Linked DNA regions of Homo sapiens: all the other regions are linked to region 3. A link is a loop called in an ENCODE intact Hi-C map of the cell type or tissue named here. Cell type or tissue: mammary epithelial cell. All regions are shown on one strand. Links, peaks and the distances in the headings refer to the core of each region. The heading gives the core; the rest is flanking DNA. Region 1 overlaps TGM7 (transglutaminase 7). Region 2 overlaps TMEM62 (transmembrane protein 62). Region 3 holds the start of UBR1 (ubiquitin protein ligase E3 component n-recognin 1).

What was found. Hi-C counts contacts between places; a loop is a spot of excess contacts. Peaks named below come from ENCODE experiments on the same cell type or tissue, not always from the same donor. Only the 100,000 strongest peaks of a DNase experiment are listed, where the experiment ranks them.
Region 1: it touches region 3 in a loop (2.5-fold over the local background); 2 of 110 quality-filtered maps call a loop at or near these places.
Region 2: a loop joins it to region 3, with 2.2 times the contacts of the local background. A loop is called at or near these places in 6 of 110 quality-filtered maps.

What each region holds. Positions count from the first base shown.
Region 1 is chr15:43,282,599-43,290,598 of GRCh38, reverse strand. TGM7 (transglutaminase 7) reads left to right here. Exons shown (of 13, transcript NM_052955.3): 5 at 2,930-3,058; 6 at 3,142-3,319; 7 at 5,647-5,785; 8 at 7,979-8,000. Among named protein-coding and RNA genes, the nearest start is that of TGM7, 16 kb to the left of the region's middle. In mammary epithelial cell, for the core only: a CTCF peak has its summit at 4,850 (motif pointing right); no DNase peak of the experiment used is centred there.
Region 2 is chr15:43,163,552-43,173,861 of GRCh38, reverse strand. TMEM62 (transmembrane protein 62) reads right to left here. Exons shown (of 14, transcript NM_024956.4): 11 at 4,185-4,269. Among named protein-coding and RNA genes, the nearest start is that of CCNDBP1, 17 kb to the left of the region's middle. RefSeq lists an enhancer at 5,951-6,647. In mammary epithelial cell, for the core only: a CTCF peak has its summit at 4,930; DNase peaks (open chromatin) are centred at 5,141 and 5,451; H3K27ac peaks cover 1,066 bases.
Region 3 is chr15:43,099,844-43,110,153 of GRCh38, reverse strand. UBR1 (ubiquitin protein ligase E3 component n-recognin 1) reads left to right here and starts at 4,116. Exons shown (of 47, transcript NM_174916.3): 1 at 4,116-4,212. The coding sequence starts at 4,132. RefSeq lists an enhancer at 4,018-4,297. In mammary epithelial cell, for the core only: CTCF peaks have their summits at 4,592 and 5,541; DNase peaks (open chromatin) are centred at 4,033, 5,533, 5,993, 8,983 and 1 weaker place; H3K4me3 peaks cover 2,416 bases; H3K27ac peaks cover 4,790 bases.

The DNA of each region.
Region 1 (8,000 bases), core at 1-8,000, 180 kb before region 3:
CACAGAATTGGAAAAAGCTACTTTAAAGTTCATATGGAACCCAAAAAGAGCCTGCATTGCCAAGTCAATCCTAAGCCAAAAGAACAAAGCTGGAGGCATCACGCTACCTGACTTCAAACTATACTACAAGGCTACAGTAACCAAAACAGCATGGTACTGGTACCAAAACAGAGATATAGATCAATGGAACAGAACAGAGCCCTCAGAAAGAATGCTGCATATCTACAACCATCTGATCTTTGACAAACCTGACAAAAACAAGAAATGGGGAAAGGATTCCCTATTTAATAAATGGTGCTGGGAAAACTGGCTAGCCATATGTAGAAAGCTGAAATTGGACCCCTTCCTTACACCTTATACAAAAATTAATTCAAGATGGATTAAAGACTTAAATGTTAGACCTGAAACCATAAAAACCCTAGAAGAAAACCTAGGCAATACCATTCAGGACATAGGCATGGGCAAGGACTTCATGTCTAAAACCCCAAAAGAAATGGCAACAAAAGCCAAAATCGACAAATGGGATCTAATTAAACTAAAGAGCTTCTGCACAGCAAGAGAAACTACCATCAGAGTAAGCAGGCAACCTACAGAATGGGAGAAAATTTTCACAACCTACTCATCTGATAAAGGGCTAATATCCAGAATCTACAATGAACTCAAACAAATTTACAAGAAAAAAACAAACAACCCCATCAAAAAGTGGGCGAAGGACATGAACAGACACTTCTCAAAAGAAGACATTTATGCAGCCAAAAGACACATGAAAAAATGCTCATCATCACTGGCCATCAGAGAAATGCAAATCAAAACCACAATGAGATACCACCTCACACCAGTTAGAATGGCGATCATTAAAAAGTCAGGAAACAACAAGTGCTGGAGAGGATGTGGAGAAATCGGAACACTTTTACACTGTTGGTGGGACTGTAAACTAGTTCAACCATTGTGGAAGTCAGTGTGGCAATTCCTCAGGGATTTAGAACTAGAAATACCATTTGACCCAGCAATCTTATTACTGGGTAAATACCCAAAGGATTATAAATCATGCTGCTATAAAGACACATGCACACGTATGTTTATTGCGGCACAATTCACAATAGCAAAGACTTGGAACCAACCCACATGTCCAACAATGATAGACTGGATTAAGAAAATGTGGCACATATACACCATGGAATACTATGCAGCCATAAAAAATGATGAGTTCATGTCCTTTGTAGGGACATGGATGAAGCTGGAAACCATCATTCTCAGCAAACTATCACAAGGACAAAAAAACCAAACACCACATGTCCTCACTCATAGGTGGGAATTGAACAATGAGAACACATGGACACAGGAAGGGGAACATCACACACTGGGGCCTGTTGTGGGGTTAGGGGAGTGGGGAGGGATAGCATTAGGAGATATACCTAATGTTAAATGACGAGTTAATGGGTGCAGCACACCAACATGGCACATGTATACATATGTAACTAACCTGCACGTTGTGCACGTGTACCCCAAAACTTAAAGTAGAATAAAAAAAAAAAAGACAGAGACCTTATGGCCTGCAAAGGCTAAAATATTTACTATTTGGTTTTTTACAGAAAAAGCTTGTCCTTCTCTGGTCTGTACTCTTCTGCCTCCATCCCCACTCCCCACTCCACCACTAGATTTTTTTCTTTTTCTTGAGATAGAGTCTCACTGTGTTGCCCAGGCTGGAGTGCAGTGGCATGATCTTGGCTCACTGCAACCTCCTGGGTTCAAGTGATTCTCCCACCTCAGCTTCCTGAGTAACTAGGACTACAGGTGCGAGCCATAATGCCCGGCTAATTTTTGTATTTTTAGTAGAGACGGGGTTTCACCGTGTTGGCCAGGCTGGTCTCGAACTTCTGACCTCAGGTGATCCACCTGCCTCGGCCTCTCGAAGTACTGGGATTACAGCCACTGCTGCCGGCAAATTTTTTTTTAAGCAAATTACAGATACCATATTATTTAATCCAGTAACACTTCAGCATATTTAATCCAATAGTACTTCAGAATATAGTCATGTAAAAGATGATGACTCTTTCTGCAAAACTTAATCAGAATACATGATTGTAACGGAAAAAAAAAAGAATAGTAATTCTTTAATAACATCCAATATCCAGTCAACGTAGAGAGGGGGAACTTGGCTCTGGGCAACGTTTCCACTCTCAACCCCCGCAGGCGTAGTTTCTCTCTCCTTCCCACTGCCACCTCAGTCCTGTCCACAAACTCCAAAAGGGAAGAGGTGGGGGAAGCCTTGCTGAGGGAGAGCACGTTTTCCCCATTCTCCAACCGTGGCGACCTGTGACCCTCTTTGAAACTGAGACAAATACCTGTGCATTTGGCAGCCAAAGCATTGTGACAAACATTGTGCACGTCTATTATGAGCCCACCCTGGCTCCTCCAGGGCCCGCAGCGTCTGCTCTGAGCTCCTCTACCTGATTTCAAGACTGGCACGTGTGGCCCTACATTGATCTCTAGACTTTTTCTGCTCTGATCCCTTCCCTGCTTCTTCAAGTCCTCCAGATAGGAGTCTAAGTCCTTGATACCCACCATGCTCAAAGACCTCAGGTAAATATGCCCACTCTCCTCTTCCTGCCCACCCAGTCCATCAAAGCCCATTGGCACCAAAGCCTTCTCTCATCTGTTCAGCCGAGGGGGGTCTCTCACTCTCCGAATTCTGTTTCCATTTTTCATCAGAACCACGCAGTTTAGTGTTTCAGAATTTCAAACCTAATACATTCCCAATTTGATTTATAAGCTCTTCAAAGGCAGGAACTTGTCTTATATTTAGCGCCCTCCCCCTGCCCCCACATCCCCATATACATGCCATCCCCAAAAGTCTGTTAGTGACTTAAAGTTTCAGAAGTCTAGACATTTGCTCTTCTCTTTTTTCTCCCTTAAAATCACTTGGAAGTTTGAAGAGGACATCATAGACATCTGCTTTGAGATCCTGAACAAGAGCCTGTATCACTTAAAGAACCCGGCCAAAGACTGTTCCCAGCGGAACGACGTGGTGTATGTGTGCAGGGTGGTGAGTGCCATGGTAAGGATGGATGCTTCCCGCCGTCTGAGGACAGTCTGAGCTTCCCCGGGAGCTGTGGAAACCCACCTGTCTGTCCTCTGCAGATCAACAGCAACGATGACAATGGCGTGCTGCAGGGGAACTGGGGCGAGGACTACTCCAAAGGGGTCAGTCCTCTGGAGTGGAAGGGCAGTGTGGCCATCCTACAGCAGTGGTCAGCCAGGGGCGGGCAGCCTGTGAAGTACGGACAGTGCTGGGTCTTCGCCTCTGTTATGTGCACCGGTGAGCGAAAGATCACTCACTTAGGGGTGTGATTAACTTCATTATCAGAGAAGTTAACTGTGGCTCATAAAGGTTCAGTAGCTTGCCCATGGCCCCACAGCTGGGGGTGGTGGGCACCCAGGCCCTGAGCTAGCACACCATACAGTCTCGAGGGATCCTGTGCATTTATGTGAGAGGGGGATTGACCTGTGGCAATCATCTCACAGTATCCTTGATGGATCAGTCAGACTGTTAAAACTGTCATCTGGATAGAGGAGTTTGTGGTCCCGAAGCAGAAACCAAATGGCTCCTTTCTGCCACCTGCTCAGGCATCTCAGCTCAGGGTGAGCCTGGCATGGGGGGGCAGGTGGAAGTAGATGGCGTGAGATAGCTGACCTCACCCATAGGCAGAGCTAGCAGCCCCCAAATGCTTCACTGAGAGATCCTTGAGCAGTTATCATTATAGACTTGCCACCTTGCTGACTACCCTTAAAGAACATCAATGTTTTATGCAGTATCAATTATTTACAATTCAGTGCAAAGTTGTTGAGCAGACCATCTGTGAAGATGAGAGAAAGATGGAGAGTACTTGTCTCACCCTTGCAAGGCCAGAATCTGTTAGACAGGCCTGTCCTGCTACATTATGGAGCTCGATGAACATTTGCTGAACTAACAGGGTGACTCTGAGTTGGAGAAAGGAGGAGCAGAGAATGGGGAGGACAGAGACAGGTGCCAAAGACAAGGGCAGAGACTTTTTGGAGAGGGGCAGCAGAGGCTGGCAGTTATATACAGGTGCTGCAGACACAGAGGAGGTTTAAATCTGAGTGTTTGAATCCAGTGACCTCACTTTGCCCAGGTGTGAAATGGGGCTAGGGCTACCCTGGCACTCAGTATTCTCAGTTGTTCCTTGGGCTGGGAAGTCCCCAGGCCGTGCTAGGTAGGTGTTATGGAGGAGGCCTGGGATGAGCAGGAGAAGGACGAGGTCCACCACCCTGCTCCATTTCCAAGCCTCTCCCCACTCCCAGGCGCTCGAGTTACAGGGCCACTGCGCACTGGGGGAGCTGCCCCTGCCAAGCTTCCTATGGCCACTTCCAGCCCAGGTGTAGCTCCCACGCCTGCTAAGGATCTGTGACAAGCCCAGGAGCTGTGCTGTGAGTGGACAGGTGACTGCAGACAGGAAGCCTTCTTGGGGGCTCTTCAGTGAACCAAAACAAAAGGATTGGTCGCTGTCAATATTCCTTTTACTTTTTGAAGCTGTGTAATCCTCCTGGCAGCCTCAGTAGGCACCGTCTGCCCCTCCTAGGAGGGAGATAGTGGGATAAACCTCTCTGAACTTACCATGCTGGCTGATGTCAGTACCCACGTCCCCTCAGGGTCACACCTGGCTCTTGCTGGCTCTTGGCTTGACTTCATCTGGCTCTGGGCAGGCAGGGGTGTGTGTGTGTGTGTGTTTGTGTGTATGTGTTGGGGGTAATGTTTACACTGTGTGACTAGATTTGTGAAATCATAACTCAGCTTTTAAAAGCCTTTGTAGCAGTATCATGAGAAGCCACAAGAGGGAGCTGCTGCCTTATTAAAGATGGTTGCTGACTGTGATTTCCTCTTATCTCTGCTGACGGTTTCCACTGTCTCTAGAAGTCTATCTTGTCCCTCTATCCATCCTCGAATTTCTTTCATACCTCCCCCTACCTCTTGTCTTTAAGTAGAATTACAGATCCCAAATTTCAGAGCTAGGGTGGGAGGAGGGTGATGAAATAATCTGTACAACAACCCCCCGTGACACGTGTTTACCCACGTAACAAACCTTCATGTGTACCCTCAAACCTAAAATAAAAGTTAAAAAACATTTCGGAACTAAATTTTCAGCCTCCCTAGTAGCTGGAACTGCAGGCATGCACCACCACACCCAGCTAATTTTTTTTTGTATTTTTAGTAGAGACGGGGTTTCCCCATGTTGGCCAGGCTGAGTCTCAAACCCCTGACCTCGTGATCCGCCTCAGCCTCCCAAAGTGCTGGGATTACAGGCGTAAGCCACCGCGCCTGGCCCTCTGTCTTTAACTTGGAAAGCTGCTGAGTGGAAAGACTCCTAAATGATAAGTCGGATTATTGTTAACTGTTGTTTTAAGCGACCCTCAAATGATTCCTTTCTCCTTGTGGGATGTTGATCACTGATGGGGCAGCAGGGCTGTGGGACTGGGTGTGGGGCTCTGGGAATAAAGGAGTTACTGGTGTGGTTCCGTAAGCGTCTTGGCTTTCTCTCCTCCAGCTTGAAAGTTACAAATTATGCATGGAAAACCAATAATTCTGCCTGAAATGAACTCAGCGATTCTCTATATTTTTCTCTTTAGTAATGAGATGCTTAGGTGTTCCAACCCGTGTTGTTTCCAATTTCCGTTCCGCGCACAACGTGGATAGGAACTTGACCATCGATACGTACTATGACCGAAATGCCGAGATGCTGTCAACTCAGAAACGAGACAAAATATGGTGAGAGGCACTGTCTTGAACAGATCTCTGCTTTGTCCCAGGGAGGGCAGAAAAACTGACCTGGTTCTCTCTGGCTCTTGAGGAAATATTGCAAGATTGCCCTGAGCATTGCTGCTAATGCTCAGAGAAGAGAAGAATTCCCCAACCCAGGAGGCTGTTCTGGCTAATTAGGTCATCAAATTTAACTCATTTCAGAGGTAGAAAACAATGGGATAACATTCTGGGGCCTCAACCAAATGACTAGCTGGGCGTCTTCTGAACACTGACCTCAAAAGTCTTTATTCATCTTCCTCTTTCTTCTCTGAGTTTCTGTTTGTACCATCCAGTTTTCCCAGAAGTCAGACAGAGCCTGGACTGGCTGCTTCTGTAGACCTCTTCTTGTCTCTCTTGACTTCTTCCTCTGCCCAACCCACTCCCTGTCTGCATGCATGTGTCTGTGCATGTATATGCATGCGTGTGTGTGTGTGTGTATCTCTGTGCATCCCTTTATTTGTGTATCTCTGGCTTCTTTTCCTGGTTCCTTTGTTCTCAGCTCTACCCGCAAATCTGGTTTCCTGTTTCTCTTTTTCCAGCCAGTTTCCAGATAAGACTCGCTGTGTTGGTTTGTTTGTTTTTGAGATGGAGTCTCGCTCTGTTGCCCAGGCTGGAGTGCAATGGTGCGAACTCAGCTCACTGCAATCTCCACCTCCCAGGTTCAAGCAATTCTCCTGCCTCAGCCCCCCGAGTAGATGGGACTACAGGCACGTACCACCACACCTGGCTAATTTTTGTATTTTTAGTAGAGACGGGGTTTCACCATGTTGGTCTCGAACTCTTGACCTCAGATGATCCACTCGCCTCGGCCTCCCAAAGTGCTGGGATTACAGGCCTGAGCCACCGCACCCAGCCTCCAGGTAAGATTCCTTGAGTTGTGTAAGAACTACCTGCTGTCCTAGGAGCCCCCTCCGTCTCTGAGCTTCAATTTCCTTGTCTGTAAAATGAAGATAACATCTACTTCACAGGGTTGCTAGGGTGAAATGAGATCAATGCCAGTAAGGAGGGCTTTTCAGCCTGGGATCCACAGATAGACTCCTAGAGGTCTGAATTGTCTCTGATTCAGGAAGCAGTGGTGTATCTGAGGATATGTAACTTAGGCACAGTTCTGTCTTTGAATGCATATCTTGAGTCTAATCATGAGGAAACATCAGACAAGCCCAAAATGGGGGCCACTCTGGTTTTAAAAAATAGATAAATAACATAAAGACTGTTTTCATTAAAAGCCCAGACTTCACCACTAGGTAATATCTCCATGAAACAAAACTACATTTGTACCCCTTACATTTACAAAAAAAAAGAAAAAGAGAGAGAGCGAGAGATTGTTTTCAAATCCCAATGTAACAAAGAAAGAAAGGCGAAGGAACTGTTCCAAGATCAAAGGAGACAACATTCTGCGTAGCTGAATGCAGTGTGTGATCACAGACGGCATCGCGTACCACATGGGAGAAGAATGCTCTAAACAACATCATTAGGTCAACTGACAACATTAAAATATAGACAGTAAATTAGATAAAGGCATCATATCAATATCCAATGTGCTAGGGTTTATGAACTATACAGGGGTTATGTAAGAGAAGATCCCTATTCTCAGGAAATACACACTGAAGTGTGTATGTGTAGATATCTATTCCTGTCCACACTGAAAGAAAGCATATGGGGCAAAATGTTAACAACAGATGAATTGGGTAGATGGGTGTTCTTTGTACTACTCTTTTTTGTTGTTTTTTTGAGATGGAGTCTCACTCTGTGGCCCAGGCTGGAGTGCAGCGGTGCCATCTTGGCTCACTGCAAGCTCCGCCTCCTGGGTTCACACCATTCTCCTGCCTCAGCCTCCCGAGTAGCTGGGACTACAGGTGCCCGCCACCATGCCCAGCTACTTTTTTGTATTTTTGGTAGAGACAGGGTTTCACTGTGTTAGCCAGGATGGTCTCAATCTCCTGACCTCGTGATCCGCCCACTTCGGCTTCCCAAAGTGCTGGGATTACAGGCGTGAGTCACCGCGCCCAGCCTGTACTATTCTTGTGACTTTTAGTATGAAATTACTTCCTAATAAAAAGTAAGAAAAAGAAACAATGATATAAATCACTCCGTATAGTGCCTGGTACCTGGCAAAACCTCAGCTAACATGAATCCTTGTCTCCTTACTCCCTCCTGCAGGAACTTCCACGTCTGGAATGAG
Region 2 (10,310 bases), core at 1,323-9,322, 64 kb before region 3:
AAAAAAGTTCCTGCATTGAGGAACTTATCTGGTTAAGGAGAAAATGTATATACATTCGAAGTGGTTATATAAAGCAAAGTGGCTGTCTAATTAAGTATAGAATTAATTGTGAGAAAGGACTATAGGGATTCAGATAAGCAAGAGCTCATTATGACCTGGAATGGCTGGAGAAAACAGTATGATAAAGGAGGTCTTCAGGTAAGCCTTACAGGAGGCTAAGATTTAGATAAGTTTAGAAAAATAACTTAAAGTAGGGATAATACTATGAGAAAAATACAGAAGCAGAAATGAGCATGGCACGTATAGGGAACAGTGAAAAAGTATCTAGGCTAAAATACAGGTAACTGGTTGAAGACATGGCTAGTTAAATAAGACTAGACTGTGGAAGATTTTTAGTGTCTTGCAGAGATGTCTGACCTTTATTCAGTGTGTTCTGGAAAGCCACTTAAGGCTTTTGCATACAGAAGTGATCTATGGATGAGATGCCATAAGAAGGATAATTGGCTAATAATGAAGAGGATGAATTAGATAGAGAGACTGGATATAAGAGCAGCAGTTAGGAGTCTATTCAGGAATCCAGAGAGGTGATACTGACATGGCATTGGTGACCTCTCAAAAGGAAAAGGAACATTTGAAGAAATAATTAATGGGTTGTTTTGTTTTTTTGAGATGGAGTCTCACTATTTTGCCCAGGCTGGAGTGCAGTGGCGCAGTCTTGGCTCACTGCAACCTCAGCCTCCTGAGTAGCTGGGATTACAGGTGCATGCCACCACACCCGGCTATTTTTTGTATTTTTAGTAGAGACAAGGTTTCACCATGTTGGCCACGGTGCTCTAGAACTCCTGACCTCAAGTGATCCATCCACCTTGGCCTCCCAAAGTACTGGGATTACAGGCATGAGCCACTGCACCTGGCCTGAATTAATGAGTTTTAATATGTTGCCATTAGGAGTGAAGACTGATGCTTACTGAAAAATGACTAGATTTTTAAGGTAAAAACTGTAGTAAGGTCTTCCTGTAAGGTCTTTATTTTTGATAGTCTATATGTTTTTATTTTTTTAATATCAGTATATGTATATATTTTTCTATCAAAATATAGTGATTTCAAATGCCTGAAAGTTCATGTGACTTAAGTAAATCTTTCATAAAATACCTGATTTTAAATTTGTTGATAAAAACAGAAATGTCTTCAGAATTGTCAGCATACATTTTTTGCCTGGGTTTACTGATCAGATAGTTTTGCATTTCTCTGTGCTAGATGTTTTAAGCAGGATTTGACCAAAAGGTCACAAAACTATATATCCAGCCTAAAATCAGAATGATCTTTGTGTAACTCTTTGATAAGTAAAACTAATTTAATATAGTTGATTTAATGAAGATAGCTGTTTTCAGTTTTTGGCAAAATATTTATATAATTAGCTTTAAGATTTCTACTTAGGTGAACACCCGAAATTCACATGCTGTAAAACTGATTAACAGAAAGATACCTTGACATAATGACTAACTCTATCTAATATCTTAGTTTTCATAAGTAATCTATGTGTAGTTAAAAAATAAGTTAGATGAATGTAAATGGGATAAATTTATAAATGAACTTTTCATGTGATTTTAAATCCTAAAGTTACATTATATTAAATTAAGTAATAGATACTCATGAAATGTCTGAGTCATTTCTAAGTAAGATAAAATACTGAAACATAAATTGCTAAACATTAGTATAAGTTGGTTCTTGGTTTCTTAAATTGCATAGAAAGACAAAACATACTTGGGTCTATTAGTAAATAGTAAACTCCACATTCAAAAATTGTTCCATAAAAAATTTTTTTTAGAGATTATAAACTATATATTCATGAGATGTTAATATATAACAGTTCAAAATTACTTACTTCCAGAGTAACCTAAAGCTTAAGGTTACTAAAAATTAAGTTTTTATTAAGGCTGGGCACAGTGGCTCATGCCTGTAATCCCAGCACTTTGGGAGGCTGAGGCGGGTGGATCATGATGTTAGGAGATTGAGACCAAGCTGGCTAACATGGTGAAACCCTGTCTCTACTAAAAATGCAAAAAATTAGCCAGGCGTGGTGGTGGGCGCCTGTAGTCCCATCTACTTGGGAGGCTGAGGCAGGAGAATGGCATGAACCCAGGAGGCAGAGCTTGCAGTGAGCTGAGATTGCGCCACTGCACTCCAGCCTGGGGGACAGAGCGAAATTCCAGGTCACACACACACAAAAAAAAAAAAAAAAAAAAAGTTTTTATTAATATGAAACTGTTTTTATATGAGAAAGAATTTTATGTGGTCTCAATATAAAGGAATAAAAAAATTTTAAGTAATTTTTTTGTCTTATGGTAAAATAATTAGTTATTCCAATATAAAAGTGGGGAAAATACAGGACAAAGACTAGGAGTTTAGGAGAATAATGGAAGGTCTAAGCAAGTTGTGGAAGGTTTATGAAGGATGGGTCCTGTAATGGAAGTTTTATATCATCAGGATGGTTGGAATTTGAAGGGAACTTTTTTTTTTTTTTTAAGGACAGAGTCTCGCTCTGTTGCCCAAGCTGGAGTGCAGTGACATGATCTCGGCTCACTGCAACCTCTGCCTCCCAAGTTCAAGCAATTCTCATGCCTCAGCCTCCCGAGTAGCTAGGACTACAGGTGTGTGCCACCATGCCTGGCTAATTTTTGTATTTTTAGTGGAGATGAGGTTTCACCATGTCGGCCAGGCTGGTCTTGAACTCCTGATCTCAGGTGATCTGCCCGTCTCGGCCTCCCACAATGCTGAGATTACAGGCGTGAGCCACTGTGCCCAACCATAAGAGGTTTTGACTTAATTCTAAAATCTGTTTCTTTAAAATTTAATTTTCAAGCATCTTCTGAACTGCAGCTTTAGAGTTTATAGGCCAGTGTTTTCCTCCGATATAACTTGATTCTGTACTCTTGGCTTTTCTTGATGTTTCTGAATTGCCCATATAACCAGGAAATTTCCCATGCTTTTTCTAAGAGCGCTGTATTCCCCTGCTCAAGGTACTAGTTTTCTTGTTTATGTCCCTCTATAATATAGTGTGTACATATAACCTTGGATGCATGCTCTTCCTATGTCTGATTATATTTAAGTATCTTTCCATCAGGTTTCACTTCCAGGTTATCTAAACAGGCTTCCCATAAGGAGGAGCAATCACACTTCAGGAAGGTTTTTTTCTTTACTTTTTTGGGAACTGACCTAAGAAACAAAGATTTTACATATTATCAAGATAATTTCCTATGTTTCATATTATCCTTATTAGTTTTTTTTTAATTTCTTAGGAAAACTGAGCTTTGAAAGGTTTTTGTTTACAGCCACAGAACTTTCTGCATTGTTTATGAAGTCTTTTAATTGTCTCTCTGTTTAAGTGAGTGACTATTACTTCACAATGACATCTATTCCTATTCTGACCAAGTGTTTTAAACCTTTTGACATCTTTGGCATGCCTCCCAAGGATCAAGTTATAAATTAAATCTTTTTTGACCTTGAACTAATTTTGGGATATCTCTTGGCCAAGGGGACCCCAAAGAAACCTTAAAAATTGAGTTCTCAGCCACGATGGAAAGGGAGGTCAGACACACCTTGTCATACTCCCTCCCTTTTAGAGTTTGGGCACAACAACAGACCATCATTAATGTTAAAATAGAGATCATAAGACTGACAAAACAGACTCTGTCACAATAAGATACCAAATTATAAACAAGATATAATGCCTGCAGGACATCAATCTTCCTAAACAGGTCATTTTTCACCCAGTATATTGTGGCTGACCTAGCATCCTTATCTTAACGTAAACATTCCTTTCTGCTGACAAGTTTTAGACAGAGCCTCAGTCCTTTAACCAATTGCAAATTAAAGAATCTCTGAATCCCCGTAAAACCTGTAAGCCCCCACTTCAAGATATCCCAACTTTTGGGGCCGAAGCAATGCATACCTTCCATGTATTGCTTTATGTCTTTTCCTATAACCCCTGCCTCCATAAAATGTATAAATCCCAACTGTAATCCAACTGCCTCAGGACCATTTACTCAAGGCTTCTTGAGTTTGTGTTTTCCCTGGGCCATGGTCATTCATATTGGCTTAGAATAAACCTCTTTAAAATATTTTACGGAGTTTGGTTTTTTCCATGAACAAGGCTTATAGGAATAAAAGGAACCATAACTAACCTTTAAGCTCTGGGTATCCTCGATATCTAAAAATAATGAGAATGGTGAGCTGGCTCAGCACAATCAGCACAAAAAGGACCCGGGCCTGCAGGGAAATAGATGTTAACGTGAAATAGATACATGGGTACACTTTCAGTTAAGATTTTTAAAGTAGCCTTATTAACAAAAATGGAAATGGCATCTGTGATACTGTGATATAAGAAATACATATTTTGGTCTTTGTCCCCACTGGTCAGAGCTCCTAAAATCCTTGTAATTTTCTAAGTGATAACAAGGATAGGAGCATATTGTTATAACATTTGGATTTTGTCTCTGGCTCCTAAAACAGCTCTAGAGTGATAAAGTAAAAGGAATACCTATTGTTATTCATAACAAGCCCCTTTTGGAGGAGGTAAAGCAAGATGGCCAAATAGAACCTTCCAGCAATCATCCACCCCTTTCCCCTCAGAACACCAAATTGAACAACTATCCCCACAAGAAAGCACTTTCATAAGAACCAAAAATCAGATGAGTGATCACAGTACCTGGTTTTAACATCATATCAAGGAAAGAGGCACTAAAAAGCGTAGACAACACAGTACTTCATTGCCTACACCACCCTTCCCCCATTCTGTGGCAGAGATAATCTGTGCACTTGTGGGAGAGAGCAAAATGACTGTGAGACTTTGCGTTGGAACTCAGTGCTGTCACAGGGGAACACAACACAGGGCAGAATTCTGCCAGCACCCACAGAGGGAGCATTTAAGCTGGCCCTTGCCAGAGGGCAATCCTCTGCCCCAGTGGTAGGAACCTGAGTTCCAGCTAGCTCCAGCACCAGCTGACTAAACAAGTGCCCTAGGGTCCTGAATAAACTTGAAAGGCAGTCAAGCCACAAGGACTGCAGTCCTTGGGCAAATCTGGGTACTATGTTGGGCTCAGAGCCAGTGGAAATGGAGTGCACAAGACCCAGTGAGACACCAGTTGTGGTGGCCAGGGGAGTACTTGTGTCACCCATCCCCCAACTCTCCAGGCAGTGCAGCTCAAAGAGAGACTCCTTCCTCTTGTGGAAACAAGAGAGAAAAGTAAAGAGGACTTTGTTTTGCCACCTGGGTACCAGCTCAGCCACAGTAAAAATAAAGCACCAAGCAGATTCCTGAAGCCTCTGAGCCCAGGCCCTCACTCCTGGATGGCATTTCTAGACTCAGCCTGGGCCAGAAGAAAACCTGCTGTGTTGAAGAGAAAGACCATGTCCTGGCAAGATTCACCATCTGCTGACTAAAGAGCCCCTGGGCCTTGAATAAACATCAGCAGTAGCCAAGCAGTAGTCACCACAGAACTTGGACAAGACCCAGTACTATGGTGAATTCAGGTGTGACCCAGAACGGTACAAACTGTGGTCACCTCTCCCACATATCCAGGCAGGCCAGCAAAGAGAGAGGCTCCTTCTGCTTGGGGAAAAGTGAGGAAAGAAAACAAAAGACCCCTCTCCCTCTCCCTCTCCCTCTCCCTCTCCCTCTCCGTCTCCGTCTCCCTCTCCCTCTCCCTCTCCCTCTCTCTCCCCACGGTCTCCCTCTCCCTCTCTTTCCACAGTCTCCCTCTGATGCCGAGCCGAAGCTGGACTGTACCGCTGCCATCTCGGCTCACTGCAACCTCCCGGCCTGAGTCTCCTGCCTCAGCCTGCCGAGTGCCTGCGATTGCAGGCGTGCGCCGCCACGCCTGACTGGTTTTCGTATTTTTTTGGTGGAGACGGGGTTTCGCTGTGTTGGCCGGGCTGGTCTCCAGCTCCTAACCATGAGTGATCCGCCAGCCTCGGCCTCCCGAGGTGCCGGGATTGCAGACGGAGTCTCGTTCACTCAGTGCTCAATGGTGCCCAGGCTGGAGTGCAGTGGCGTGATCTCGGCTCGCTACAACCTCGACCTCCCAGCAGCCTGCCTTGGCCTCCCAAAGTGCCGAGATTGCAGCCTCTACCCGGCCGCCACCCCGTCTGGGAAGTGAGGAGCGTCTCTGCCTGGCCGCCCATCGTCTGGGATGTGAGGAGCCCCTCTGCCTGGCTGCCCAGTCTGGAAAGTGAGGAGCGTCTCTGCCTGGCCGCCATCACATCTAGAAAGTGAGGAGCGCCTCTTCCCGGCCGCCATCCCATCTAGGAAGTGAGGAGCGTCTCTGCCCGGCTGCCCATCGTCTGAGATGTGGGGAGCGCCTCTGCCCTGCCGCCCCGTCCGGGATGTGAGGAGCGTCTCTGCCGGGCCGCCCCGTCTGAGAAGTGAGGAGACCCTCTGCCTGGCAACCGCCCCGTCTGAGAAGTGAGGTGCCCCTCAGCCCAGCAGCCGCCCCGTCTGAGAAGTGAGGAGCCCCTCCGCCCGGCAGCCACCCCGTCTGGGAAGTGAGGAGCGTCTCCGCCCGGCAGCCACCCCGTCCGGGAGGGAGGTGGGGGGGTCAGCCCCCCGCTCGGCCAGCCGCCCCATCCGGGAGGGAGGTGGGGGGTCAGCCCCCCGCCCGGCCAGCCGACCCGTCCGGGAGGGAGGTGGGGGGGTCAGCCCCCCGCCTGGCCAGCCGCCCAGTCCGGGAGGTGAGGGGCGCCTCTGCCCAGCCGCCCCTACTGGGAAGTGAGGAGCCCCTCTGCCCGGCCACCACCCCGTCTGGGAGGTGTACCCAACAGCTCATTGAGAACGGGCCATGATGACAATGGCGGTTTTGTGGAATAGAAAGGGGGGAAGGTGGGGAAAAGATTGAGAAATCGGATGGTTGCCGTGTCTGTGTAGAAAGAGGTAGACATGGGAGACTTTTCATTTTGTTCTGTACTAAGAAAAATTATTCTGCCTTGGGATCCTGTTGATCTGTGACCTTACCCCCAACCCTGTGCTCTCTGAAACATGTGGTGTATCCACTCAGGGTTGAATGGATTAAGGGCGGTGCAAGATGTGCTTTGTTAAACAGATGCTTGAAGGCATCACCACTCCCTAATCTCAAGTACCCAGGGACACAAAAACTGCGGAAGGCCGCAGGGTCCTCTGCCTAGGAAAACCAGAGACCTTTGTTCACTTGTTTATCTGCTGACCTTCCCTCCACTATTGTCCTGTGATCCTGCCAAATCCCCCTCTGCGAGAAACACCCAAGAATGATCAATAAAAAAAAAAAAAAAAAGAAAAACCTCAAGGAGAACAAGTTGGTGAAATATCTCTCCATCATTTCAGGAATAATTGATTTGCACTCTGACACAAACCAGTCCTGTATTTAACATATTAGAAACATGGCAATCCTCAGATATTCTGTTTAAAAGAAAAGATGCAATCTAATATGGGCAATGGATACATAGGTGTTTGCTGTATGATTCCCTCTACTTTGGTATGTTAGAGATTTGGGGTTATGGTTCTTGTTAAAACGAAGTAAGCACAGTCTACTCTGTCTCTGCCACCAAAACAAATAAAATCTCTGGAAAGAAAAAAAAGAAAAGAAAACAAAAGACTCTGCCTGGTAATCAAGAGAATTCTCCCAGTTCTTACCCAAGCCCACCAAGCCCACGTAAGGCTGCAAGAGTTGCAGTATTACTGGGCTTGGGGCACCCCCTTGTACAGATATGGCTGCAGTGACCAAAGACTTAGATCACAACCCTCAATTCTTTGAATACCTGGAAAGCCTCCTCAAGGAGGATGAGTACAAACAAGCCCAGACTACAAAGATTAGAATAAATACCTAACTCTTCAAGGCCCAGACACTGACAAACATCCACAAGCCTCAAGAACATCCAGGAAAACATGACCTCACCAAATGAACTAAATAAGGCACCAGAGACCATTCCTGGAGTGACAGAGTTATGTGAACTTTCAGACAGAGAATTCAAAATAGCTGTTTTGAGGAAGCTCAATGAACTTCTTGAAAACACAGAAAAGGAATTCAAATTCCTATCACAGAAATTTATTTATTTATTTATTTATTTATTTTTTATTTAATTTATTTTATTTTTTTTTTGAGACGGAGTCTTGCTCTGTTACCCAGGCTGGAGTGCAGTGGCGCAATCTTGGCTCACTACAAGCTCCGCCTCCTGGGTTCATGCCATTCTCCTGCCTCAGCCTCCCGAGTAGCTGAGACTACAGGTGCCCGCCACCACACCGGGCTAATTTTTTGTATTTTTAGTAGAGATGGGGTTTCACTGTGTTAGCCAGGATGTTCTCTATCTCCCGACCTTGTGATCCGCCCACCTCGGCCTCCCAAAGTGCCGGGATTACAGGCGTGAGCCACCGCACCCAGCCTCCTATCACAGAAATTTAATGAAGACATTACAATAATTTTAAAAAATCAAAGCAGAAATTCTGAAGCTGAAAGATTAAATTGACAAACTGACAAATGCATCAGAATTTCTCAAGGGCAGAACTCATCAAATAGAAGAAAGAATTAGTGAGCTTAAAGACCATCTATATGAAAATACACAGAGGAGAAAAAAAGGAAAAAAAAAAAGAATGAAGCACACCTACAAGATCTAGAAAACAGCCTCAACAGGACAAATCTAAGAGTTATTGGCCTTAAAGAGGAGGTACAGAGAGAGATCAGAGTAGGAAGTTTATTCAAAAAATAATAATAGAGAACTTTTTTAACCTAAAGAAATATATCAATATTCAGGTACAAGAAGGTCATAGAACACCAAGAAGTTTTAACCCAAATAAGACTACCTAACGGCATTTATTAACCAAATTCCCAAAGGGCAATGATAAGGAAAGGATCTTAAAAGCAACAAGAGAGAAGAAACAAATAACATGCAAAGGAGCTCCAATATGTCTGGCAGCAGACTTCTCAGTGGAAACCTTAAGGCTAGGAGAAAGTGGCATGACATATTCAGAAGGAAAATAATTTTATCTTAGAATATTATGTTCAGCAAAAATATCCTTCAAACATGAAGGAGAAATAAAGACTTTCCCAAACAAACAAAGCTGACTTTCCCAAACAAACAAAGCTGAGGGATTTCATCAACACCAGACCTGTCCTATAAGAAATGTTAAAGGAAGTTCTTCAGTCTGAAAGAAAAGGATGTTAATGAGCAATGAGAAGTCTAGGCACAGTGATTCACGCCTGTAATTCCAACATTTTGGGAGGCCGAGGCAGGAGGATTGCTTGAAGCCAGGAGTTCAAGACCAGTCTAGGCAACAAAGTGAGACCCCGTCTCTACAAAAAAAAAGTAAAAATTAGCTGGTTGTATTGGCATGTGCCTGTAGTCTCAGCTACTTGGGAGGACCCCATCTCAAAAAAAAAAAAAAAGAAAAGAAAAAAGAAATCATCTGAAGGTATAAAACTCACTGGCAACAGTAAATATACAGCCTAATATAGAATACTCTGACACTGTAATTGTGGTACATAAACCACTCACATCTTGAGTAAGAAGACTAAAAGATAAACCTATCAAAAATAATAACCACAACATCAGTTTTTTTAAGAGATGGACTCTTTAAGTCTTTTCTTTTTAAGAGATGGAGCCTTTAAGAGATGGAATCAAACATCTGATCCACCAATAAAGAAAATTATAAATTGCTTCAGCATTGCTCTTTCTGAATTTAGATACTTAGACCAATATTGAAGCTAAGTAATTTTATACAATTATATTAAGCAATCAAATTAAAATAGTCCACTTTCATTGTACTGGGAGAAGGATACTTTGTTTTGTTTTAAAGTTCTATAAGAATAAAAAAACAGTATAGACTACACTGCAGGCTGAGTGAACATAGACTGTTTTCTTTTGCTTTCTTCTCAAGAAGTCATTCACCTGGAGATGAATTCACAATAGTGACATATGACCTAGGTGCTTGTTTCTCAAAGTAAGATCCTGGACCGTCACTGGAATCCACTAAAGCCTGTTAGGAATGCAGAATCTCAGTCCCCTTCTCAGAATTGCTAAACCACAACCTGTTTTTTTGTTTTTTGTTTTTTTTTTGAGACGGAGTCTCGCTCTGTCACCCAGGCTGAAGTGCAGTGGCATGATCTTGGCTCACTGCAAGCTCCGCCTCCCGGGTTCACGCCATTCTCCTGCCTCAGCCTCCCAAGTAGCTGGGACTACAGGTGCCCACCTCCATGCCCAGCTAATTTTTTGTATTTTTAGTAGAGACGGGGTTTCACCATGTTAGCCAGGATGGTCTCGATCTCCTGACCTCGTGATCCGCCCGC
Region 3 (10,310 bases), core at 1,230-9,229:
TTGGGAGGCAAAGGTGGGTGGATCACTTGAGCCCAAGAGTTCGAGATCAGCTTGGGCAACATGGAGAAACCCTGTCTCTACAAAAAAATACAAAAATTAGCCAGGCATGGTGGTGCATGCCAGTGGTCTCAGCTGCTTGGGAGGCTGAGGTGGGAGGATCGCTTGAGTCCTGGAGGTAGAGTTGAAGTGAGCCAAGACCATGCCACTGCACTCCAGCCTGAGTAACAAAGCAAGACCCTGTCTCCAAAAAAATAATAATAATTTTTACTTATTTACTCTTTTTAGCAGTTAACTCTTTAATCTGTTAATAATTATTCTGAGGGCCGGGCGCGGTGGCTCATGACTGTAATCCCAGCACTTTGGGAGGCCGAAGCAGGCGGATCACGAGGTCAGGAGATCGAGACCATCCTGGCTAACATGGTGAAACCCTGTCTCTACTAAAAATATAAAAAATTAGCCGGGCGTGGTGGCATGCACCTGTAATCCTAGCTACTCAGGAGGCTGAGGCAGGAGAATCACTTGAACCCGGGAGGCGGAGGTTGCAGTGAGCCGAGATTGCACCACTGCACTCCAGCCTGGGTGACAGAGCAACACTCCGTCTCAAAAAAAAAAAAAAAAAGAATTATTTTGGGGTATGATTTGAGGTAAGGATCTGACCATCTTTTCCCAGATGGTTACTTATTCTTTAAATGTTTCTTTTTTTTTTTTTGAGACAGAGTCTCGCACTGTCACCCAGGCTGGAGTGCAGTGGCGCGATCTCGGCTCAACACAACCTCCGCCTCCCGGATTCAAGCGATTCTCCTACCTCAGTTTCCCGAGTAGCTGGGATTACAGGCATGCACCACCATGCCCGGCTAATTTTTGTATTTTTAGTAGCGATGGGGTTTCACCATGTTGGCTAGCTTGGTTTCGAACTCCTGACCTCCAGTGATCCGCTGGCCTTGACCTCCCAAAGTGCTGGGATTACAGGCTTGAGCCACCACGCCCGGCCTCTTTAAATTTTTTTATTGTGGTAAAATATACGTAAAATTTACCATTTTAACCACTTTTAAGTATACCATTCAGTGGCATTAGATATATTCATATTGTTATGCAACCATTACCACTACACATCTCCAAAACTTTTTCATCTTTCCAAAATGAAACTCCGTATCCATTAAACTCGATTCTCTCCTCCTCTCAGACCCTGGAAACCACCATTCTACTTTCTGTGTCTATGAATTTGACTACTCTAGGTATGTATTATAAGTCAAATTACACAGTATTTGTCTTTTTGTGACTGGCTTCTTTTATTTAGCCTAATGTCTGTAAGGTTCATCCATGCTGTGGCATGTGTCACAGTTTCCTTCCCTTTAAAGGCTGAATAATATTCCATTGCATGTATATGCCACATTTTGTTTATCCACTCAGCTGTTGATGGACACTTGGGTTCCTGCCACCATTTGACTATACTGAATAATGCTTCAATGAACACAGGTATACAAACATCTGTTCAAGACCCTGCTTTCACTTCTTTTGGATATATACCCAGAAGTGGAATTGCTGGATCACATGGGAATTCTATGTCTAATTTTGTTTTTTGAGGAACTGCTACATAACCATCTGTTTTTGCACCACTTAATAAACAGTCCGGCTGGGCGTGGTGGCTCACACCTATAATCCCAGCACTTTGGGAGGCCGAGGCGGGCGGATTACCTGAGGTCGGGAGTTTGAGACCAGCCTGACCAACATGGAGAGACATCGTGTCTACTAAAAATACAAAATTAGCCAGGCATTGTGGTGCATGCCTGTAATCCCAGCTACTTGGGAGGCTGAAGCAGGGGAATTGCTTGAACCCGGGAGGCGGAGGTTGTGGTGAGCTGAGATCACGCCACTGCACTCCAGCCTGGGTAACAAGAGCGAAACTCCATCTGAAAAAATAAATAAATAAGCAGTTCATAATTTCCTTCTCACTTGAAATGCTGTTATCTTTCATGTGTAAAATACTTGAATTTGGTATAAAGTAATAAAGTGAAATGGATAAGAATAGGGCCTTGTGAGTCATTTGAACTGGATTTTATTTATTATTATTTTTTGGTAGAGGTGGGAGTCTTGCTATGTTGCCCATCTCAAACTCCTGGGCTCAAGTAATCCTCCCGCCTTGGCCTCCCAAAGTGCTAACATTACAGGGGTGAGCCATTGTGCTGGCTGAATATCTGCTGTGTCACTTGGAAGCTGCATGTCCCTAACCAAATTATGTAACTTCTCTAAACTTCAGTTTTCTCAGTTTCTCATGACAGTAAAATAGAAGTAGTAACATCTACCTAAAGGATTGTTATTAATATATAGCTAGTGTTATTAATATACTAGTGCTTTGATTACATTAAGATGTTGATAAGTGGCTATTATTTCTTTTTATTTTCTGTTTTTTCTTTTTCTTTTTTTTTTTTTTTGAGACAGAGTTTTGCTCTTGTAGCCCAGGCTGGAGTGCCAGTGGCATGATCTTGGCTCACTGCAAACTCTACCTCCTGGGTTCAAGCAATTTTCCTGCCTCAGCCTCCTGAGTAGCTGGGATTACAGGCACCTGCCACCACACCCAGCTAATTTTTGTATCTTTAATAGACATGGGGTTTCACTGTGTTGTCCAGGCTGGTCTCGAACTCCTGACCTCAGGTGATCCACTCACCTTGGCCTCCCAAAGTGCTGGGATTACAGGCGTGAGCCACTGCCCCGACCTATTTCTGAACGTTCTAGTCTATTTCATTTATCTAGGAATGAAAGAAGAAAAAGAGAAGAGCGTGGGGTAGCATAAGAGAACTACAGAAGTAAAAGCATAGAGACAGGAAGGGACAAGGTAACTTTTAGGGCAATTTTTATCAAAATGTGGGACAATACCTATTGTGGGTTATAGTATCACTTTAATAACTACAACCAGTATTTTGGCTTAAATGCATAAACATATTGCAATTGAATAGAAAATATGACATATTGGAAGTATTGTTTCAGAAAATTTAAGTTTCAGTATATATATACATATTCTATATATACCCATTTAATTTTGTATAGGTGTACCGTGATAAGATGTAAAATGTATTTATTGTGGTTGTTGGGCAAAAAAGGCTGGAAAAACAGTATTTTAGCACCCAGGAAGTAGTTCATTTGAGCAGAAACATTGTTTAGGCAGGAAAGTTCTATAAATCAAGGTGGACCACAGCATTTGGAAAGCCTCCTCTACTTTTCACATTGTTTGGAGCTTTATTTTCTTCCCTTTGTTAAAAATATACTTTAAAATTATTTGTTTTGTAAAAAATTTAAAATACAAATGAAGGTAAAGTAGCTCTTGACCACCTTCTTCCTCCAATCCGAATCCTGGCCCTCAGAGTTACTACTTTGCCCTTTCCCCTTTCAGACTTACTCCTTCACATTTAAATGCCTATGTGTGCAAATATATAGTTTGCAGCAACTTGGCTTTTTTTTCTCTCAATTTATCTTGATCTTTTCACGCAGATTTATCTTGCTCAAGAGCTGCACAGTATTTCAAAATGCGAATGTACCATAGTATATCTTGTCTTTCCTCTATCGATGAATGACTAGGTTTCCAATTTTTTGTTATTTCCCCCCGTGTCCCCCAATAAAGCTGGATCCCGAGCTTTTTTTGTACACATGTGCAAGTGCCCACGGGGTAGAATCCTAAAAATAGAAGATGTGTGAGTACTTTCTTTTTCATTTTGTAGGCTCTGGGGAACTACTGCAGGGAGGTTGGGATACAAAACATCCCCAGGCCAACAACCGGCCAGCTAGGACAGGTTCTTGCTTTAGCCCCCGACAAGTTTTCTTCCTTTCATAATGGACGCTGACTTTGTTTTTTTTACCTCGTAGATGCAACAGTTCCCAGCACCAAACCCAGATATACAACCATTCAGCTACCAAGAGCTACGCCTGATAAATTAGAGGGGAAAAAAAAAATCTCCAGTCCCTTCACGTCGTGACGCTTGCTTCCGGGAAGCGGGCCGGAAGCCACTCCTCGAGTCTGCGTCAAACCCGACTTCAGGGGCCGTCGTAAAAGTGTCGTCCCTGTCTCTCCGACCGGCCACAGGTTTCCGCTTGCCTCTGGCCGGGGGTCGGCAACTGCAGGCGTCAGTTTCCCTCAAGATGGCGGACGAGGAGGCTGGAGGTACTGAGAGGATGGAAATCAGCGCGGAGTTACCCCAGACCCCTCAGCGTCTGGCATCTGTAAGTCCCTATAGGCAAGTCTCTTTTGTCCTCCCCCCGGTCCCTCCCTACTGCGCTTAGGAGGATGTGGGGCTTCACCCCTTATGGCGGCTCTGGGGAGGGGGAGTTATCTGGATTGATCTGGAAGGAAGCCACCGAATAAAAAGTTAGTCGCAACCCACATTTCTGCCAGCCAAGTCTACGGAATATAATGACTTTGTTATGTATTATTCTTGATGATCTCAAGTGTGCATGTCTCTATTCTGAAGTAGAAAGAACCAGTGATGTTATTAGACGGTTTGATGTGGGGGCCGAGGCGGGGTTGGAGCAAGAGCCATTTTCGTATAGAAGCAGTACTAACCCTTTACTCTTGATGATGGGAACGCAGCACCTGGTATTTTATTGCATAGCCTGCTGGCCGGGACCTGATATTGGTAGGTAGTGCTGCTACTGTCAAGTCATGTCTAGATGTGAGGTGTAGTAATTGTCCTTGCGTATAGCATCTTGGGAACCCCAGGCCTAACCCTCAGTGGAGAAACCCATCATCTGTCGCTACTTTTTAAAGGTGAAGAAAGGACTCCCAAACATTTCAAGCCAGAGCAATACCATTAATTGATGTCGGAATCTATACTTTGCTCTTGCATTTTGAAAGAATGGGAAGGCACAGATAGTGAACAAATTTGAGTCACTAGCTACAGGGAGAAAGCTGCCGAGGAAGATAAGAGTAGGGGGCAATGTTAGGGAATGTTCTGGATGCCCAGGGCATCTAGTGTGGAGATATGTAGAAAATATTCAAATATCTGTCACCGCATGATGTTTTATTAGTTTGTCTTTCTAAATAGCAGCATTTAGAGATTTGGGATATACACATTTTTTCTGAAGTTTCTTTGGCTTGTAGTTTAATAAAAACATTATTTTATTTTATTTATTTTTTGAGGCAGAGTTTTGCTCTTGTTGCCCAGGCTGAAGTGCAGTGGTGTAATCTCGGCTCACTGCAACCTTCCGAGTTCAGGAATTGAACTGCAAATTCCCGAGTTCAGGAATTCTCCTGCCTCAGCCTCTTGAGTAGCTGGGATTACAGGTGCCTGCCACCATGCTTGCCTAATTTTTTTTATTTTTATTTTTATTAGAGACGGGGTTTCACCATGTTGGCCAGGCTGATCTCGAACTCCTGACCTCAGGTGATCCACCTGCCTCGGCATCCCAAAGTGCTGGGATTACAGATTAAAAGCATTCTTGAAGGTTTTTTGTTTTTTTTTTTAACCCTGCATACAATTGAACATTGTTTTATGCGAGAACAGAGGGAACTACAGAGGGAGCTACGGCATGAGTCAACTCCAGGGACTGAAGAGACTGTCTAGGAGGTAGGAACAAGGTAGGGAGGGAGTTGGAAAAAGGATTTGGCCACTGACTATGTCAGTGCTTGCCGTTTTCCTCCACCCCAAATAGCAGTTCAAATTCACTTCACTACTGTTCCTGAAGGAGGAAGCATCTTATTTGAGATGATAAGGAATGAGGAGGTAGGACAAATTTAAAAGCAACTGAAACATTTTAATGGTAGTTTGTGAGTTTTGCTTGTTAGAAGGAGTGGGGAAACTGCTGTGGTCAGAAGAATTGTTATAGTTTTGTATCTGAAGACTAATATTTATTTAAAGCTTTGATACATTAATTTTTTCCAGATAATACAATAAAACCCCATCATTCTGGACGTCACTAATTTGGAATTGGAGATAATGATACAGGAATTGAGCTAGAATTTATGTGGCAACTCTTTACCTCAGGAAATATTATTAGATTTTGTTGGGCAGGGCTTTGGGTTTTGCAAAGTAGTAGGTAGATTGTGTAATATAGCCTCAAGGAACTCACAGTCTGGTGACACAGGTAATATAAGGGCCCAAATAATTTTAATTCAAGGTAGAGTAATGTCAGTAAATGAAGTCCTGTGACTGTTAAGCTTTATAACCCCTTTTTTGGCTTGGATCTCTCTGTCTACTGAAGACCCTACAGATCATTCTACCTCTCTCTTTCTCTTTTTCTCTTTTAAAAGCTATTACTGTTTTTAATTTTATTCTAGCCATGGTATGACACTGGCTTCCAAGTTTACTACTTTGCTGTTAAGCAATACAAGCTCAGTTGTTCCCCCTACTCCTTATTGTTTATCTTTAGACAAAGTTAAATAGTATGGGACATTTATAGAGGTTTAAGCAATCGTACAATTTCCATTAGAGTCTAATCCCTGGTTATAGTCTCTGATTTCCTTAAACTTCCTTCTTAGTCTGCAGATCCTTTTTCATTCATATTGCTATTAGTAAGCGTGAAGGCTGTAGTATTCCTAACATTATCTCACATGCAATTCAAATAAAATAATACGTATGAATTAGTGGACATTGATAAAAGCCATTGCTTAAGAATTACCAGGGGAACTGATACTGTAGGTCTGAGGTGAGGTCCAAGAATCTGCATTTTCACAAGCATGTCCTGCTGATTCTGTAATAGTGGTGTATGGGCCACACTTTGAGTAACACTTAGCTAGGTATTTGGAAGTTATCAGTAAATTTATAGTTGAGGTTGTGGGAATGGATAACATCCTTTTTGTTTTGAGACAGGGTTTCGCTTTGTCACCCAGGTTGGAGTGCAGTGGCACAAACAACTCATTGCAGCCTCAATCTCTTGGGCTCAGATGATCTTCCCACCTCAACCTCCTGAGTAGCTGGGAATATAGGCATGTGCCACCATGCCGAGTTAATTTTTTGCATATTTTGTAGAGACAGGGTTTAATTTAATTTAATTTATTTAAGACAGAGTCCTACTCCATCACCCAGGCTGTGGTATAGTGGTGCCATCTTGGCTCACTATAACTTCCACCTCCCAGGTTCAAGCAATTCTTGTGCCTCAGCCTCCCAAGTAGCTGGAATTACAGGTGTGTTCCACCACACCTGGCTGATTTTTGTATTTTTAGTAGAGACAGGGTTTTGCCATATGGCCAGGCTGGTCTCGAACTCCTGACCTCAAGTGATCCATCTGCCTTGGCCTCCCAAAGTGGTGGGATTACAGGCGTGAGCCACTACGCCCAGCCCGGATAAGATCTTTGAGGAGGAAAATGTGTGCATATATATACACACACACAGAGGAAAAGAGAGTGAGACAGAGATGATGAGAAAGAGAGAACAGGAATGATTGAAACGGGTGGAAAATGGAAGAATGAGGTAAGAACGTGGAAACAATAGGCAAGCACGTAGGAGGTGAGAGTAGTGTGATGGCATGGGGTATTATTTTGAGAGGGTGGTTTATTGGGTCCATGATAATGAGGACTGAGAAAAATTGGGAATCAAGAGACTTGTGAGGTAGTCTGCCAGAACTTCTGCCTTCTGTCTTCCTCGACTAGATTTTCTTCCTTAAGTCAATTTCAGAAGATACCTCTTGGCATGATACTCAGCTCTTTTCTATTGCCTGTTTATAACCTCTACCTAGGGGATTTCATCTAGTTCTGTGACTTTAAATACCATTTGTATGTATTCAGTTCCCAAATTTATATCTCTGTGTCATCTCACTTCTGAACTCCAGAATCATAAATCCAACTGCCTACTTGACATCTTCACTTGGATGTCTGGTGTTTCAAACAGTGGGAGCAATTAAGAAGTTGCTGCTGTAACCCAAGCCATAGTTGATGGTAGCTTGCACTGGAAAGGTTATCCTTGGAGATAGAGTGAAGAGGATGAATGTGAGAAAGATTTTAGAAGGATGGAAGAAGCAAAAAGACTTGCTGATAGATTAGGCATGAGGCAAAAGGTAAGGAATAGATGATATCTGCATCCTCAGTTTTTGGTTTAAGCATTCATGGCAGCGGTTGTGTTGTTTCCAGCGGTATGATCTCGGCTCATTGCAACCTCTTTGTCCCAAGTTCAAGTGATTCTCTTGCCTCAGCCTCCCGAGTAGCTGGAATTACAGGCATGCACCACCATGCCTGGCTTTTTTTTTTTTTTTTTTTTTTTTTGTGAGCCAAGGTCTCTCTCTGTCGCCAAGGCTGGAGTGCGTGGCGAGATCTCGGCTCACTGAAACCTCTACCTCCCGGGTTCAAGCGATTCTCCTGCCTCAACCTTCCAAGTAGCTGGGATTACAGGTGCCTGCCACCACGCCTGGTTAATTTTTGTATTTTTAGTAAAGAGAGGGGTTTCACCATGTTGGCCAGGTTGGTCTTGAACTCCTGACCTCAGGCAAGCCGCCCACCTCAGCCTCCCAAATTGCTGGGATTATAGGCATGAGCCACCGTGCCCAGCCAGTTTTTTTGTATTTTTAGTAGAGGTGGGGTTTCACCATATTGGCCAGCCTGGTCTCGAACTCCCGACCTCAAGTGATCCACCCACCTCGGCCTCCCCAGTTGCTGGGATTACAGATGTGAGCCATCGCACCTGGCCTTGGTTGTGTCATATATTGAGAGGAAAGACAAGATTTTAGGAGAGGAAAGGAGAAAGGCAGATCAAGAGTTTTGTTGTCCCTGTCTCAGTAGACAGCACCTCCATCATAGCTCTTGAAGACAAATAATTCTGTCTCCACCCATGTAGTCCAAGTCACTCTCTGTTGTCTTGGCTACTGCAGTGACTTCCTAACTGGTCTGTTTGCTTCCACTGTTGCCCTCTTCCTGTCCATTCTGCACAGAACAACCAGAGTAATCTTTTAAAGATTAAATGAGATCATGTCAGTCTCCTACCTAAATCCTCAGTGGCTTTCTCTTATACTTATAAACTCATTACAAGCCTTCAAGACTTTGCCTGGTCCAGCCCCTGCATCTCCACCTCATTTCCTGTTACATTCTCCTCACTCATCCTGGCCTGTTAGTACAAGCCCAAGCTGTATTTTGCTTTAGGGTCTGTGCTGTTGCTTGCTGTTTGCTTTTCCTAGAGTGTTCTTCCTCTGCTTTTTCTTAATACACACTCTGTCTAAAAGATGGGTTCCTCTTATTCTCTGTCAAAGCAACCTGTTTATTTCTCCCATTTCAATTATTACAATCTGTAATTACTGTATTGTCTTTATTTACTTAGCAAAATGTCTGTTTCTTCCTCCAGAGGGAGAGGTAAGTTCCATGAAGGGAAGGATCATGTGTGACTTGTTCATTGATGCATCTTTTTTTTTGAGACGGAGTCTCGCTCTGTCGCCAGGCTGGAGTGCGTGGTGCGATCTCGGCTCACTGCAACCTCCGCCTCCCGGATTCAAGCGATTCTCCTGCCTCAGCCTCCTGAGTAGCTGGGACTACAGGGGCATGCCACCATGCCCAGCTAATTTTTGTGTTTTTAGTAGAGACGGGGTTTCACCATGTTGGCCAGGATGGTCTCGATCTCTTGACCTCATGATCCATCTGCCTCAGCCTCCCAAACTGCTGGGATTACAGGTATGAGCCACCATGCCTGGCCACATTGATGTATCTTGGTATGTGATTGATACAGAAGACACTTAAATATTTTTAAATGAATGAATAACTGAGGATCAACATTAATGATTTATTGTAGTAAGATTAGTAGTGATTGGTGGATGGAGGTTGTAGATAGAAAAAAGGGAATGAGCCGGCATGTTAGGGTAGTGGCTAACCTTCGAGTCCAGGCTGAACAGGGAGGTAATAAAAGCCAAAACAGGAAATCTGGAGGGAATTGGTGGGATTGAGGTGTTAAAGGGCATGAGGTTGACATAAGTGGGAGGACTGAACTTTGTGGTCAGAAAGGGGCATTTTAGAATTTGAGTACATGGGGGCACATCAAGTTTTTGTGATGGTAGAGCCAGGTTAAAGGCACCTCTTGGCCTGGTGCAGTGGCTCATGCCTGTAATCCCAGCACTTTGGGAGGCCGAGGTGGGTTTATTATGAGGTCAGGAGATCGAGACCGTCCTGGCTAACATGGTGAAACCCCTTCTCAACTAAAAATACAAAAAATTAGCCGGGCATGATGGCGGGCGCCTGTAGTCCCAGCTACTCAGGAGGCTGAGGCAGGAGAATGGCGTGAACCTGGGAGGCGGAGCTTGCAGTGAGCTGAGATCACACCACTGCACTCCAGTCTGGGCGACAGAGTGAGACTCCGTCTAAAAAAAAAAAAAAGAGGCACCTCTTGTGTGTTCCTATAGCACCCTTTCTA